Regions from separate parts of the Homo sapiens genome. Here regions 2 and 3 are each linked to region 1. Evidence: chromatin contacts called from ENCODE Hi-C or POLR2A ChIA-PET data. All regions are on one chromosome and are shown on one strand. Each heading gives the region's core, a stretch centred on a gene start or an enhancer-like site at or near the end of the contact. The rest is flanking DNA. Distances are from core to core; before and after follow the strand shown. Region 1 overlaps ITPA (inosine triphosphatase). Region 2 overlaps ADAM33 (ADAM metallopeptidase domain 33). Region 3 overlaps ATRN (attractin).

What was found. A loop is a pair of places that touch in the nucleus more often than their neighbours do. ChIA-PET counts read pairs that join two places held with the same protein, here RNA polymerase II (POLR2A). Pooled maps may share reads with other maps.
Region 2: a pooled map shows a loop between it and region 1 (3-fold over the local background). The contact joins two enhancer-like sites. A Hi-C loop is called at or near these places in 2 of 50 pooled maps. POLR2A ChIA-PET finds 5 or more read pairs at or near these places in 2 of 52 experiments (A549 and Panc1).
Region 3: POLR2A ChIA-PET joins it to region 1 with 14 read pairs in OCI-LY7. The contact joins two enhancer-like sites. A Hi-C loop is called at or near these places in 1 of 37 single-sample maps with no recorded cell type and 1 of 50 pooled maps. POLR2A ChIA-PET finds 5 or more read pairs at or near these places in 3 of 52 experiments (CD4-positive, alpha-beta T cell, HEK293T and OCI-LY7).

The regions. Positions count from the first base shown.
Region 1 is chr20:3,216,690-3,221,438 of GRCh38, forward strand. ITPA (inosine triphosphatase) reads left to right here. Exons shown (of 8, transcript NM_033453.4): 6 at 1,828-1,943. Among named protein-coding and RNA genes, the nearest start is that of ITPA, 9.6 kb to the left of the region's middle. RefSeq lists a silencer at 1,913-2,182. Within about 2 kb of position 2,007, at least 2 of the 41 ENCODE cell types and tissues checked have a DNase peak (open chromatin) inside an H3K27ac peak, as active enhancers do.
Region 2 is chr20:3,674,568-3,679,316 of GRCh38, forward strand. ADAM33 (ADAM metallopeptidase domain 33) reads right to left here. Exons shown (of 22, transcript NM_025220.5): 3 at 2,500-2,576; 4 at 460-538; 5 at 206-282; 6 at 1-126. Among named protein-coding and RNA genes, the nearest start is that of ADAM33, 5.1 kb to the right of the region's middle. RefSeq lists enhancers at 2,570-3,172, 3,776-4,377. Within about 2 kb of position 2,249, at least 9 of the 41 ENCODE cell types and tissues checked have a DNase peak (open chromatin) inside an H3K27ac peak, as active enhancers do.
Region 3 is chr20:3,541,710-3,546,458 of GRCh38, forward strand. It overlaps ATRN (attractin), which reads left to right. Exons shown (of 29, transcript NM_139321.3): 4 at 4,053-4,181. Among named protein-coding and RNA genes, the nearest start is that of ATRN, 73 kb to the left of the region's middle. Within about 2 kb of position 2,567, at least 2 of the 41 ENCODE cell types and tissues checked have a DNase peak (open chromatin) inside an H3K27ac peak, as active enhancers do.

The DNA of each region.
Region 1 (4,749 bases), core at 757-3,256:
GATCCACCCATCGCAGCCTCCCAAAGTGCTGGGTTTACAGGCGTGATCCACTGAGCCCGGCTTAATTTTTGTATTTTTAGTAGACACGGAGTTTCGCCATGTTGGCCAGGCTAGTTTCAAACACCTGACCTCAGGTGGTCCCACCTCGGCCTCCCAAAGTGCTGGGATTACGGGCATGAGCCACCACTCCCAGCCTATTTTATTTTTTTGAGACAGAACCTCACTCCATCGCCCAGGCTAGAGTGCAGTGGTGTGATCTTGGCTCACTGCAACCTCTGCCTCCTGAGTTCAAGTGATTCTCCTGCCTCAGCCTCCCAAGTAGCTGGGATTACAGGTGCCCACCACCACGCCTAGCTAATTTTTGTATTTTTAGTAGAGACAGGGTTTCACCACGTTGGCCATGCTGATCTCGAATTCCTAACCTCAGGTGATCCACCCACCTCGGCCTTCCAAAATGCTGAGATTACAGGCATGAGTTACCGCACCCATCCTTATGTGCTTTTAAAAACACTTTACATTATAGAGCATTTCAAACCTGCATAGTAGAATATCATAATAGGATAATGGGCATAAATATATACAGTTATTATTTGTCAATTAAAAAAAGCATAGTAGAATAATGAACCTCAGTTGCCATCAACCAGCTTCCAGGGTTATCAGCACGAGGCCTATTTTGTGACATCTGTAACCCCCCTTATTTTTCCTCAGTCCAGTATTTTAAGGCAAATCACAGACATCATATCATCAGTAAGTTCTTCAGCTTGTATTTATTTTTATTTTTATTTGTTTTAATTTTTTTTGGAGACAAGGGTCTCCCTGTGTTGCCCAGGCTGGAGTGCAGTGGCTCAATCTCGGCTCACTGCCCACCATCAGGGCTCAAGCCATCCTCCCACCTTAGCCTCCTGAGGAGCTGGGACTACAGGTGTAAGCCACCATGCCTAGCTAATTTTTGTGTTTTTTGTAGAGGTGAGGTCTTGCTATGTTGCTGGGGCTGATATCAAACTCCTGAGCTCAAGCAACCCACCCGCCTTGGCCTCCCAAAGTGTTGGGATTACAGGTATGAGCCACCGAGTGCAGCCACTGTATTTCTAAAAGGTGAAAAATTTAAAAACTGTTAAACAAGTAAACTATAATCATTTTAAAATACTACATAATCATTTTTTGGATTTCCTTGGTTGTAGAAAAAGTGCCTATTACAGTTGGTTAGTTTTTGTGGGTTTTTTTTTGTTTTTGTTTTTTCTTTCCTGAGATGGAGTCTCGCTCTGTCGCCCAGGCTGGAGTGCAGTGGCCCGATCTCGGCTCACTGCAAGCTCCGCCTCCCTTGTTCACACCATTCTCCTGCCTCAGCCTCCCGAGCAGCTGGAGCTACAGGCATCAGCCACCACGCCCGGCTAATTTTTTTGTATTTTTAGTAGAGACGGGGTTTCACCGTGTTAGCCAGGATGGTCTCGATCTCCTGACCTCATAATCTGCCCGACCCGGCCTCCCAAAGTGCTGGGATTACTGGCATGAGCCACCACGCCCGGCCTACAGTTGGTTAGTTTTGAATCAGGAAATCAAACAAGGTCCACACTGCATTGGCTAGTTTTCTGACTTTAAATAAAGCCTTGTATCGTCAGCCTGTGCCAGAGGGAAGCGAGAATGCCCAGAGACTTCCATTTCAAGCCTAGTCCCACTGCCTTGGGCTCTGCCGCCCCCGCTACCCCAATTGAGACCTAATTTCCCCTTTTAGGGAATTCCTCCCTCCCCACCCTTAGTGGGCGTCTTGGGAGTGGGGGTGGGAGTTGGCCATTAGGGATGCACTGAGCCCTCACTGCCCACCCGCAGGTCTCCACCAGCTCCTGGCCGGGTTCGAGGACAAGTCAGCCTATGCGCTCTGCACGTTTGCACTCAGCACCGGGGACCCAAGCCAGCCCGTGCGCCTGTTCAGGGGCCGGACCTCGGTGCGTACCCACCTTGATGCAGTTCCCGCCGCGCGCCGCCAGGGGGTGCCGCGACCCGAGCCGACCGCCCCGAGTCTGCGGGAGGGTGGTGGGAGGGGCGCCTTGGGGCCAGAGATATCTGTGCCTTGCTGAGAGGCTCCCCTGCGCAGCATAGGTAGAAGTGCTGTGGATCCTAGGAGGGTGGTGGAAAGGGTTCCCTGGGGCCAGAGTAGTTGCCTACGCCTTGCTGAGGGGTGCCCCTGGGCAGGACAATGGAAGTGTTGTCAATTCTGAAACCTGTTTGACCCCTGAGGCTGTTGTTTCAGGGAAACAGTTGGCTAACAGCTCCTGAGGCCTGATAGACCCAGAAGTGCAAACTGAAGGTGACAATTCCCAAAGCTATTTTTTTCTGTTTATTTTATTTATTTATTTATTTTTTGTTAGTGAGAAACCACACTTGGATCAAAGCTACATCTATAGCCCAGACTTCTCTAACCTCAGATTTCCTTATTCAACTGCCAAGGTGCTTGACTATCTCTCAGCCTTTCCAGCTTTTCATGTTTATGTATAATAGAATCTTAATTCTTTTTTTTTTTTTTTTTTTTTTTTTTTTGAGACAAAGTCTTGCTGTGTTGCCCAGGCTGGAGTGCAGTGGTGTCGTCTCGGCTCACTGCAACCTCCGCCTCCAGGGTTCAAGCATAGAATGTTAATTCTTGGCCAGGTTTGGTGATTTACACCTGTAATCCTAGCACTTTGCGAGGCCCCAGCGGGAGGCTTTCTTGAGCCCAGGTGTTCAAGATCAGCCTGGACACCATAACAAGACCCCATCTTTGCAAAAAATTTTAAAATGAGGCCGGGCGTGATGGCTCACATCTGTAATCCCAGCACTTTGGGAGGCTGAGGCGGGCGGATCACCTGAGGTCAGGAGTTCAAGAACAGCCTGGATAACACAGCAAAACCCCGTCTCAACTAAAAATACAAAAAATATCTGGGCATGGTGGCAGGCACCTGTAATCCCAGCTACTGGGGAGGCTGAGGCAGGAGAATCACTTGAACCCAGGAGGCGGAGGTTGCAGTGAGCTGAGATCTCGCCACTGCACTCCAGCCTGGGCAACAAGAGTGAGACTCCGTCTCCAAAAAAAAAAAAAAAAGAGGCTGAGCACAGAGGCTCACACATGTAATCCCAGCACTTTGTGAAGCAAAGGCAGGAGGATTGCTTGAGGCCAGGAGTTTGAGACCAGCCTGGGTAACATAGCCAGACCCTGTCTCAAAAATAAATAAATAGCCGGACATGGTGGTGCACACCTGTAGTCCTAGCTACTTGGGAGGCTGAGGTGGGAGGATCACCTGAGCCTCGGAGTTTGACGGGACAGTGAGCTATGATCGCACTCCTGCACTCCAGCCATGGAGTGACGGAGTGAGACCCAGTCTCAAAAAAAAAAAAAAAAAAACAAACCTTAATTATTTGCCCAAACTTATTCCTTCCGTGAGATGTATTCAACACCCCCTACTGCCTATCACTGCTCACGACAGCCTCCACCTCCCAGGCTCAGGTGATCTCCCACCCTGGAGAGTAACTGGGACTACAGGCGTGCACCACCACACCCGGCTAATTTTTGTATTTTTGGTAGAGACAGGGTTTCACTATGTTGCCCAGGCTGGTCTTGAACTCCCGACCTTAAGTGATCCGCTGGCCTCATTCTCCCAAAGTGCAACCTCCATCTCCTGGGTTCAAGCAATTCTCCTGCCTCAGCCTGCCGAGTAGCTGGGATTATAGGCGTGAGCAAAAAACATTTGTTGCGTGGTTGAGGTTCAGTAACTGGCCTTAGTCACGCAGCTCCTCACGGCAGAAGCAGAATTTGCCTTTGGGTCTAAATTACTTGGCATCTATGTGACTAATCCCAATCATGTACCACCTCCGTTGTATTTTTTAAAGAGTAAAAAAAAATGTTTTTGAGACAGGGTCTTGCTTTGTCACCCAGGCTGGAGTGTAGTGGCATGACTACCGTTCATAGCAGCCTTGATCTCTCAGGCTCAAGTCATCCTCCCACCTCAGCCTTCCGAGTAGCTAGGACCTCAGGTGTGAGCTACCACATCTGGCTAATTAAAAAAAAAAAAAAAATTGGTAGAGATAGAGTCTGACTGTGTTGCCCAGACTGGTCTCGAACTCCTGGGTTTAAACCATCCTCCCTCCTCGGCCTCCCCAAGCGCTGAGATTACAGGCGTGAGCTACCACACCTGGTCCCTTGTATTTTTTTCAGTTAGAATCTTTTGGGTTTTTTTGTTTGTTTTTTGGAGTGTTTGTTTGTTTGTTTGGAGTGTTTGTCTCTGTCTGTCGCCCGGACTGGATCACAGCTCACTGCAGCCTCGACCTCTTGGGCTCAAGCAGTCTTCCCACCAGGTAGCTGGGACTACAGGCTTACACCACCAGGCTAGGCTAATTTTTGTATTTTTTGTAGAGATGGGGTTTCGCCTTTGCCACGTGGCTCAGGCTGGTCTCAATTTCCTGGGCTCAAGTGATCTTCCCACCTCAGCCTCCCAAAGTCCTGGGATTACAGGCATGAGCCACCGCGCCTGGCCAGATTTTCTTTTTCTTTTCTTTCTTTTTTTTTTTTACTTTGATAACAACATGACATTTCATGTCACTGGATTACAATTTGTTCTTTTTCTAACATTTTCACTGTGGAATTTCCCTACTACAGCCAGTACGTATTGTACTCACTAATGTGTTCATGAAGTGGGGAGTTGGGTACCTGCTTCCTGTTGCGGTGTTTCATCTTATTGTTAAAGTCTTCCTTGTATTTTCAGGAACGCTGTCATAGTAGCC
Region 2 (4,749 bases), core at 999-3,498, 460 kb after region 1:
CAGGTTCCTTTCCAGGTGAGCAGCTGCTCCATCCGAAAGATCTCGTGGGTTGAGAAGTCCTTGGAGCCCCGGGGTGGCCAGGGACGCAGATAATAGCTGGCATTCCTGCTGAGGGTGATCAGGCCACTAGGGTGCAGAGGGGTAGGAGCGGGTGTGAGGGAGCTCTTTCCCCATCCCAGGCCCAGCCTCCTCTCCCAGAGCTCACCTCATCCCAGAGCAGGTGCAGAGGACTACCCAGGAGTCGGGGAAGCCCCTTACTCGCCCTTGGTAGTGGCAATGATCCTAGGGAGGAAGGGGCCAGCCCCAAATCTCAGCCAGGGCTGGAGCAAGAGGGGCAAGAGGGAGGGTGTGGTAGGGGCTGGCTCCAACCGCCCCTTAGGAATGCAAGGAGGAGTAGGGGTAGGAATGGTGGGGGGGTACCTCTGGCGGTGCATCCCAGAGCCCATGGAAGCATCTCACCGTGTGGTTGGGGGCCAGCACCACTGGCTGCCCATCTGGGCCGTAGTGGGTTTCTATGTATCCTGGGGCCAGCAGCCTGCTGAGAGGGGGTGTTACAGGGAACACTGAATTCAGCTTCCTCCTGCCTCCTCCAGGATGTCTCCCAGCCTTCCTCCCTAAATGCTAATGGAGCAGCTTTATGAGTGAGACACTCACAGTGTGTCTTAGGGAAGGGACAGGAGCAATGGTGACTTGCTCAGATCAGAAACTCTTGGGGCTAGAGGAAGGAGCCTTGGTGATGGCTTAGTTGTGGGAGGTGTGAATATGGGAAGCACCAGGGAGGACGCCGGGGAGGAGTGGGAATAGGGGAAGAGTTTGTGGTTCCCAGGGGACCTGCAGCAGGCAGCAGGATCCACAGGATCGGGAGGGGAGGAGTCAGGAGACACTGCCGAAGAATGGGACTTGGAGTTGGGGAAATGCGGTGACCTCCCCCAGTTCCCCTGCCTGCTGCCCTCCTTTGTTGGGCATCTGGTCGACCCTCTTGCCCCCACCTGCCCTAGATCCTTGAAATATTTTCCTCAGACTTCTAGACCCCACATACCTCCCACCTGTCCTTCAGTGATTGATGCTCACCCCCTGCCTCCAGAGAAAACAGAATCGCCACCTGCCCACGCTGCTTCCACCCTCCCTGCCTTCTCCACACCCACTCCGGTAATGATTCCATCTTCAGGCTCCATCTCAACAGGATCTTTCCCACACGGATGGATCAATCATAAGTCAATCTGTCTTCTTTAAAGAAAATCCTTAACCCAACCTCACCTTGGCCTCATTACCTCCAGACCACCCGCTAATGATGGCTGCTTCCCCCCTCCCAGGCATTCCACCACCTGCCCCAGCTCTGCCCCCTACCCCTGCCCCACACACACCCGCCACCCTAGGAGGTAGGTGATGTGACCACCCCATTGAAAGGGTAGGGACGTCGGGAAAATATGGTTGGGCACAGTGGAACTAGAGTTTGTTCCCTGTCCATCCGACTCCACGAGGGAGAATAAAATACGTGTCAAGTGCTCAGAACAGCGCCTGCGGTCAAGCACTCAGTAGGTGATATATACTGATAACATAATCTGGGTGGTTTTAAGAGCCTGCGCTCCAGCCCGGACACCCACCCCACCCAGCCCAAGGCACCTTCCTGAGCACAGGTCTGCCTGTCCCTTCCCCAGCTCAAAATCTTTGGCTCTGGATGGTCCAGGACACTGAGCACCAAAATGGCCTTCTGTGATCTGGCCCTCCTGGGACTCTCCAAATTCATTCCCCCCTGCTCCCCTCCCTGTAGATGGAGACCTTCCAGGCAGGTCAGACAAACTGCTGCCCCCAAGTGTAGCCACTGCATCTTTTTCTTTTTTCTTTTCTTTCTTTTTTTTTTTCTTTTTCTTTTTTTTCTCTTTTTTTGAGACGGAGTCTCACTCTTTGCCCAGGCCGGAGTGGTGCAGTGGTGTGATCTTGGCTCACCACAACCTCTACCTCCGGGGTTCAAGCGATTCTCCCGTCTCAGCCCCCTAAGTAGCTGGGATTACAGGCGCCGCCACCACGCCTGGCTAATTTTTTGTATTTTTAGTAGAGACGGGGTTTCACCATGTTGGCAAGGCTGGTCTCAAACTCCTGACCTCAGGTGAGCCGCCCGCCTCGGCCTCCCAAAGCCACCGCATCTTGGTCCCTGCCATTCCCTTAGCCTGGGGTGCCGGCTCATCTTTTCCCTCTAGGATTTCTTTAGACTCAGCATATCTTGCAAATGTCCACTAGGTGGTGCTCACTCATCGCCAGCAGGGAGCTAACAAGCCGCTCCTGGGGTTGGGAGGGCGGAGGTGCCCCACAGCGGGGCTGACAGCCTCAGCGGTCCTCTTCAGCCTCCAGGGAGCCAACCACAGGCCTGCGTGACTCTCCCTGTCATCTGCACCCTCTCTGGGGTCCTCTGCCCATCCAGCCACCCGCACAGATCTGTGTCAGTCCCTGCCCCCCAACACTGATCCCCTCCTCCCAGCCCTACCCCAGCCTGGCACTCACTGGTTCTTCTCCAGCTCAAGCAGGAGCTCCTGGCCTTCAGCCTCCAGGGCCACCAGCCCCATGTCTGGCTTCGAGACCTGGGCAAGAAAATGTGTGGAGCTGAGATGGTGGCCTCCAGGCCTCCTGCCTGCCAGGGAGTAGGTGGCCTGTGGAGCCGGCTGGGGAGGAAGTTCTTGGGGAGAACGTGGGCTGGGGAGTCAGCAGGACCCCCCACATACTATGGAGGGCGTGGAGGAGGTGAGAACATACAAAGATGTTCCCAAACTCAGGATGTTTGCAGTCCTGACAACAGCCACTTGGAAGGGCGTTGGCACAGCCTGCCAGGCACACCAGCATCCTCCCTAGAGACCAGAGGTCCCAGAAAGGTGCCCCTCCCCTGGCCCGCCCTCTTCTTTCATGCCCAGAAGGGGCATCAAAAGCAGGGGAAGACAGAGGGGTGCTGAGGACATTATGGGGGCATCGGGTAGCCATGGTCAGGGCCTCCTCAGAGCCTCTGCTACCTGAGGCTTGTTTCCAAATGAGCTGCTGCTCATTCCCTATAGAATTCAAATTTGACTCCTCCACTTCCAATTTTGGCAAACTGCTCCCTCTTCCAAAGTTTTCCTGGGCCTCCAGCAGCCCCCGTCCCTCCGGCTCCGACACCTGCTTCACTGGACCCACGAAGTAAACATGGACGCCATTCCAGCCAAGAGAGCACACTGGCTCTCAGCTAGGTGTCAGGAGGCTGGCTTGGACGGCCAGCCCTCTCTCCTTCCCCCACCCTCTTGGCGTCTCCCACCCTGTGGGAACACCCCACTTCCCCCTTGTCCACTCAGCCTGGCTGGGGGCCCAGAGTTGGAGCCGGCCCAGGAGCTTCCTGGGAGGCTGCTGCGCCTTCGGAATGTTTAACCCCCGACTCCTTTTCTCCAAAAATGCACTGGCCTGGGGCCCTGTCCAAGGGTCTCAGAGTCTTTGGAGGGAGTTCTTCCTTCGCAAGTGGGGAGCAGATGGTCCTTGCCTCCCTGGCCACAGGCCCCACAAGGCCTCCAGCATGAGCTCATGAGGCTGGAATGCCACTTGCTTTATTGGGGAAAGGTCTGCACCGGGAAAAAGGCCATACTCGAGGTCCCTGTTCCTCTGCAGCCCCTGCTATCTTTACTCTTGCCCTCCTGGTACCCTGCCCCTTGATATATACCCCTCATCTTGAAATGTGAGTGTTTCCTGCCTTTTGGAGGGGACACCTAGCCTCTACTCTTTCTTCTGTACCATCTTGGCAGGCTTCCTGGGGGCAGGGGCCCACCGGTGGGGGAAGCAGAGCCCCTTTGGGGCTCTCCTCTTGGTCACAGCCCAGGCCAGACAGACAGGGAGGCCCAGAGGCAGAGTGACCCCAGTGTGTGTCCAGCCTTCCCCTCCTGGGGATGGGGAGGGCAATCTCAAAGCTCAGGCCAGTGCCGTGCTTGACCAGTGGAATGGGGGCCTTATGGGCCTAGGGGATCCCAGTGAGGGCCCTGGGTTGGGAGCTGCTGGGTCTCTGGGGGCCTCTCAGCCTTCATGGCAATGCTCCCCTGCCTTCCCTCTTGCTGGATTTGGACAGTAGGGCTGAAAATTCCAAACAAAGAGGGCTCTCTAGGAGGGGCAGGGGTGTAGCCAATGGTTTAAAATCGTTCAGACCTTAGTGGGTCTCAGGCTCCCAGCCTAAAGAGCTGTGTGACCATGGACAATTTCCCCAAGCTCTCTGGGCTTCCGTTTGCCCCTCTGTAAAATGAGCATATCAAGGCTACTGCCCTCTTAGTTTGCAGCACAGATATTATGGCACAAACAGATGGGGCATGGTTATTCTGGAAGCGTGTGAAGAGCGGGATTGGGAAGAGGCTGGGGCAGAGCGTCCTGCAGAAGAAGCACATGGGGTGGTCTTACATCTGGGGGACATCAGGAGAGTGACCACTGCCCCCCCGATACCAGAAGTGGATTCCACAGGAGCCAGTGAGGCTGAAGGTTCAGGCCTTCGTGGCAGGGCCCTGAGAGGGACAGCAGTGTGTCCACAGGGTCACATGTTCTGGTCAACTTTGCAAAAGGTTTTCTTTTTGGTGCTTTTTTTTTTTTTTTTTTAGAGGCTCCTGAAAAGCTTCAGGACCCACAAACTCTGGACCCATTTCTGCCTGGTGGGGGTGGGGGTGGCCCAGATCATCCAGGGAGGGAGGGAAAGAGGGAGGTGGGGTGGAGAAAGCTGAAATGACTTCCATGTGTGCGGGCTCACGAGATCCAGATGTC
Region 3 (4,749 bases), core at 1,317-3,816, 330 kb after region 1:
CCATATGTCATTATGTGGTGTATGACTGTATATTTTCCTAAAATGCATTTCCCCTTAGGAAACCATAGTTTTCAGTTTTTCACCTGCAACTGGCTTTCTAAATTTCTTTGTCTCAAACATTTTATTTCCTTTACTTTAAAAAGAAATCAGTTCAACAAATATTTTTTGTGTTTCTCACATGGGGCTCATCTGGCTGATGTCCCATGTGGATGAGGGAGGTAACAGAGAGCAAACAGTACACAAGGACAGGAGATCAGGCGACTGTTGTGCCCTCGTGTTTTTCTACCCGCTTTGGCTTAGAAATCTCTCTGACATATCTTTGAACTGAGAACCAAGGCCATTTTCTGTGTTTAGAGGTTCACTTACAAGGCCAAAGAGCAGGGTGGATGGCTGTGCTGAGCATTTAAAATGGCATTGGCCAAGTGTTGGAGTGTATATGTTTATGCCAGCATTTGAAACATAACTTGTAGCAAAAAGCACCCCAGACCTTAATACAAGCCCCAAAACTAAGTGTGATGTTATCATAATAGTACTTGTTGGGGATTCACTTGTTACTGTGTTTGTTAATCAGAATTCACAGAGCTCTTGTTGTATGCCAGGCACTTTGAATCAGCTTATCAGGAGCCTTGTAGGAACATGAGCCAAGCAGGTATACATCACTCTGTGGTTCACCTGGACTGTGTATTTGATAAACAGTGGTAGCGGTGGTAGAGCAGAGAGAGTGGTTGAGAAAATTCTTCAAAAGAACATTATTCCTTTTAGAGTTTTTTTTTTTTTTTAGGAAAGTTATATGCTGGTGGGGCAGTTGTTAGACTGTGTGATCTAGAGGAACCCTTCCCCTTCCCCCTTCCACCTCCCCTTCCCCTTTCTCCTTCCCCTTCTCCCTTCCCCTTCCCCCTTCCCCCTTCCCCTTTTCCTTCCCTTCCCCTTCCCCTTCCCTTTTCCTTTTCTTTCTCCCCCAGGCTGGAGTGCAGAGGCAGGAACGTAGCTCACTGCAGCCTCAACCTCCTGGGCTCAAGAGATGCTCCCACCTCAGCCTCCCCAGTAGCTGGGACCACAAAAATGCAACACTATGCCCAGCTAATTTTTGTATTTTTTTTTTTTTTTTTTGTAGAGACGGGGTCTCACCATGTTGCCCGGGCTGGTCTTGAACTCCTGGGCTCAAGCAGTCCTCCCACCTTGGCCTCCCAAAGTGTTGGGATTACAGGTGTGAGCCACTGCACCCGGCCGAAGATTGCTTTTGACATACCTGTTTCCAGGTGGCCCTGATCTTGTCAGTACTTATTCCTTCTGCATTTCAAGGGATTCTGGTGTATATAACCAGTGAAAGCCTGATGATGGTTAACCCTTCATTTACATCTCCAATCAAATGTCACCTCTTCTAAGAGGCCTTCCTTTCACCCTTTCTAAAGTAGCACCTTCTGTTCTTTCCCTCTGCTCTCTTTCCCTTCATAGCATTTGTCTCTACCTGGCATTACGTATACACACACCTGTGTGGGGAGTATCTGGGCTTATCTGTTGTTTTTCTAATGTGAACTACATGAAGGCAGGGACATAGTCTTATTCACTGTTGTATTCCTGGTACCTAGAACAGTGACTCACATGTAGTAAGTGCTTAGTAAATATTTGTTAGTTGAATACATAGTAGAAAATGCATCACTGTTTTGTAACTCCTGGAGCACCAGAGTTTCAGAGTTCCTAGAGTTCTGTCTTCATATTAAAAATTGAAGGGCGAGGCGTGGTGGCTCACACCTGTAATCCCAGCACTTTGGGAGGCCGAGGTGGGCGGATTGCCTGAGGTTAGGAGTTCAAGACCAGTCTGGCCAACATGGTGAAACCCCGTCTCTACTAAAAATACAAAAAAAATCATCTGGGCATGGTGGGGTGCGCCTGTAATCCTAGCTACTGAGGAGGCTGAGGCAGGGGAATTGCTTAAACCAGGGAGGTGGAGGTTGCGGTGAGCCGAGATTGTGCCACTGCACTCCAGCCTAGGTGACAGAACAAGACTCGGTCTCAAGAAAAAAAAAAAAAATGAATGAAGGGCCAGGCACAGTGGCTCAGGCCTGTAACCCCAACACTTTGTGAGGCCGAGGCAGGAGAATTACTTGATCCCAGGAGTTCAAGACCAGCCTGGGCAACAGGGTGAGACCTCATCTGTACAAAAAGTCTTAAAAATTAACCAGCCATGGTGGTGTGTGCCTGTAGTCCCAGTCACTCAGGAGGCTGAGGTGGGAAGATTTCTTGAGCCCAGGAGGTCAAGACTGCAGTGAGCTGTGATCATGCCACTGCACTCTAGCTTGGGCTAGACCTTGGGTCTAGCTAGACCTTGGGTGAGACCTTGTCTCAAAACAAAGCAAAACAAAAGGAACGAAAATCCCTTCCCCTCCTCATTTTCATTCCTTGCTTATGGATTCTTCCAGCCATTTTTGTATGCATTTATATAGGTATGTGTAAGTGTACACATGTACGGTCCATTGTTTTGCAGCTTGCTTCTCCCCCATGCCCTTATCAGAATGCCTGTTGAGCTTCTTGTTAGTCCCGCAGACCTAGGTAATATGCAGTGACTCATGCAGTCAGATTTCTGGGCATGAGCATTTAGATGGGTTTCAACCTGTTGCCATCTGAACAGTGCTGTGGTTCGCATTCTTGTATATTGGTCATCGTGTACATGAGCAAGTATTTCTTCTACAAAGAAATAGAATTGCTAGGTCAGAGTGAATGAGCATGAGGTTGTGTGTCTGGGACAGATTGCGTAGGGCCTGGCAAGGATATAGGCTTTTACCAAATGTGGTGGTGGTGGTGGTGGTGGTGGTGAATCAATAATGGGGCAAAAATCATGGACATATGAAGAAATGCAACAGCAGGTAGACATAAGAAAAACAATTAACCTCAGGAGTAAAAAGAACTCAGAACCACAATTTAAAAATTGCTTTTTACTTATTAAATTAACAAAATTAAAATAGAACTAGTAGTCCTTGCTGTTGGCAGAGTGAAGTGGGATGGACCCTTCATTCTGTATTGATACGATTTCAAATCACATATCTCTTCTGGAAAGCAAGTTGGTATTATGGCTCTAGAGTCTTAAAGGCATCATTTAGACCCTTTTACTCAGTAAGGTTTTTTTTTTTTTTTTTACCAGTCACACAACAAACATTTAGAATCCGTCATGTGCTGGGTTGTGAGTGAGGTCTTAAGAAGAACCTAGGGAGCTTTTAATGATATAGAAAATGCGTTAAGTTTTATTTGTAAAATGGAATATACAATGTAAATAACATCAATTAGGCTAAGAAAATGCATCAGAATACTAACAGTGTTGGAGTTATGGGTGTTTGTTTAGCTTCTTCGTATTCTTATATAAATATTTTATATAAAATATCTTGGGCACAATGGCTCACGCCTGTAGTCCCTACATTTTGGGAGGCCGAGGTGGGTGGATCACCTGAGGTCAGGAGTTCAAGACCAGCCTGGCCTACATGATGAAATGCTGTCTCTACTAAAACTATAAAAAATTAGCTGGGCATGGTGGTGGGCACCTGTAATCCCAGCTACTCAGGAGGCTGATGCAGGAGAATCGCTTGAACCCCGGGACGCAGAGATTGTACTGAGATTGCACCACTGCACTCCAGCCTGGGCAACAAGAGCGAAACTCTGTCTCAAAAAAAAAAAAAAAAACAACAAAAACCTCATGTCTTTCAGCAATATATGTGTGGTATTCATCACTCATAAAATTTGTTACTTTATGTGATTGTGGAGGTTTATTTTTTCAAAGAAGCAGTATAAAAAGTTTTATAAGAAAAAGAATAGGGCCATTGATTTCAAATCTCATTAGAAATACAACTCAGAATAAAGGAAGCCTAGCAAAAGATTCAGATCTGTTCCTCAAGGATCCAGAACTGATAGGGTAGCACTGTGTGTTTATCACAGGAATTTGCCTGTCTTCCTGGATGTGGTTTTTAAATTTTAAGGACGGATTTGTTTTTAATTTCTGTCTGCTACAATTTGACATGTCTGTGCTTGTGCTTCCCTCTATAAGAAGTGTGTTTTCATTTCAGTGGCCTCATTGTTCCTGAGAGAGATGGCAATGAGACTGTCCCTGAGGTTGTTGCCACATCAGGTTATGCCTTGCTGCATTTTTTTAGTGATGCTGCTTATAATTTGACTGGATTTAATATTACTTACAGGTAAGATACTTAAGTCTAGTATTTGTGATTTCATTCAGGAGACTATCTACTATGTTTTAACAACAATAATGGCTAACATAGATTGAGAGCCAGGCATAGCGTCAGGCAGTTTACATGGATTTTCTCATTTAAAATTCTTCCATAAATTCAGTGAGGTCTGGGCTCTGTTTTTCTGCTTATTTATAATTGAGGAAACTGGCAGGAAAAGGTTAGTAGATTGTCAAAGTAACTGGTGGGACCACAATTTAAACCCAGGTGTTGATGCTGTTGAACTTCTAGAAGAGAGGGACTTTTCTGCTAATGGACAAAAACGTTGGAATTTTACAAAGTACAGCTCCACAAATATTAGTAGTTGTCATGTACTCGATAGTAGAAGAAATCTATACTCATTAAAGTACCTTGATAGTCCATTTATCCCCCCTTTTAAATTCTGAATTACATTGTTTCAAAGCACTGTCAGTACAATTATATTATTATGAGATGCGTTATAGTTCAACTGTTTTTTTTTTTTTTTTTTTTGAGACGGAGTCTCACTCTGTCACCTGGGCTGGAGTGCAGTGGCATGATC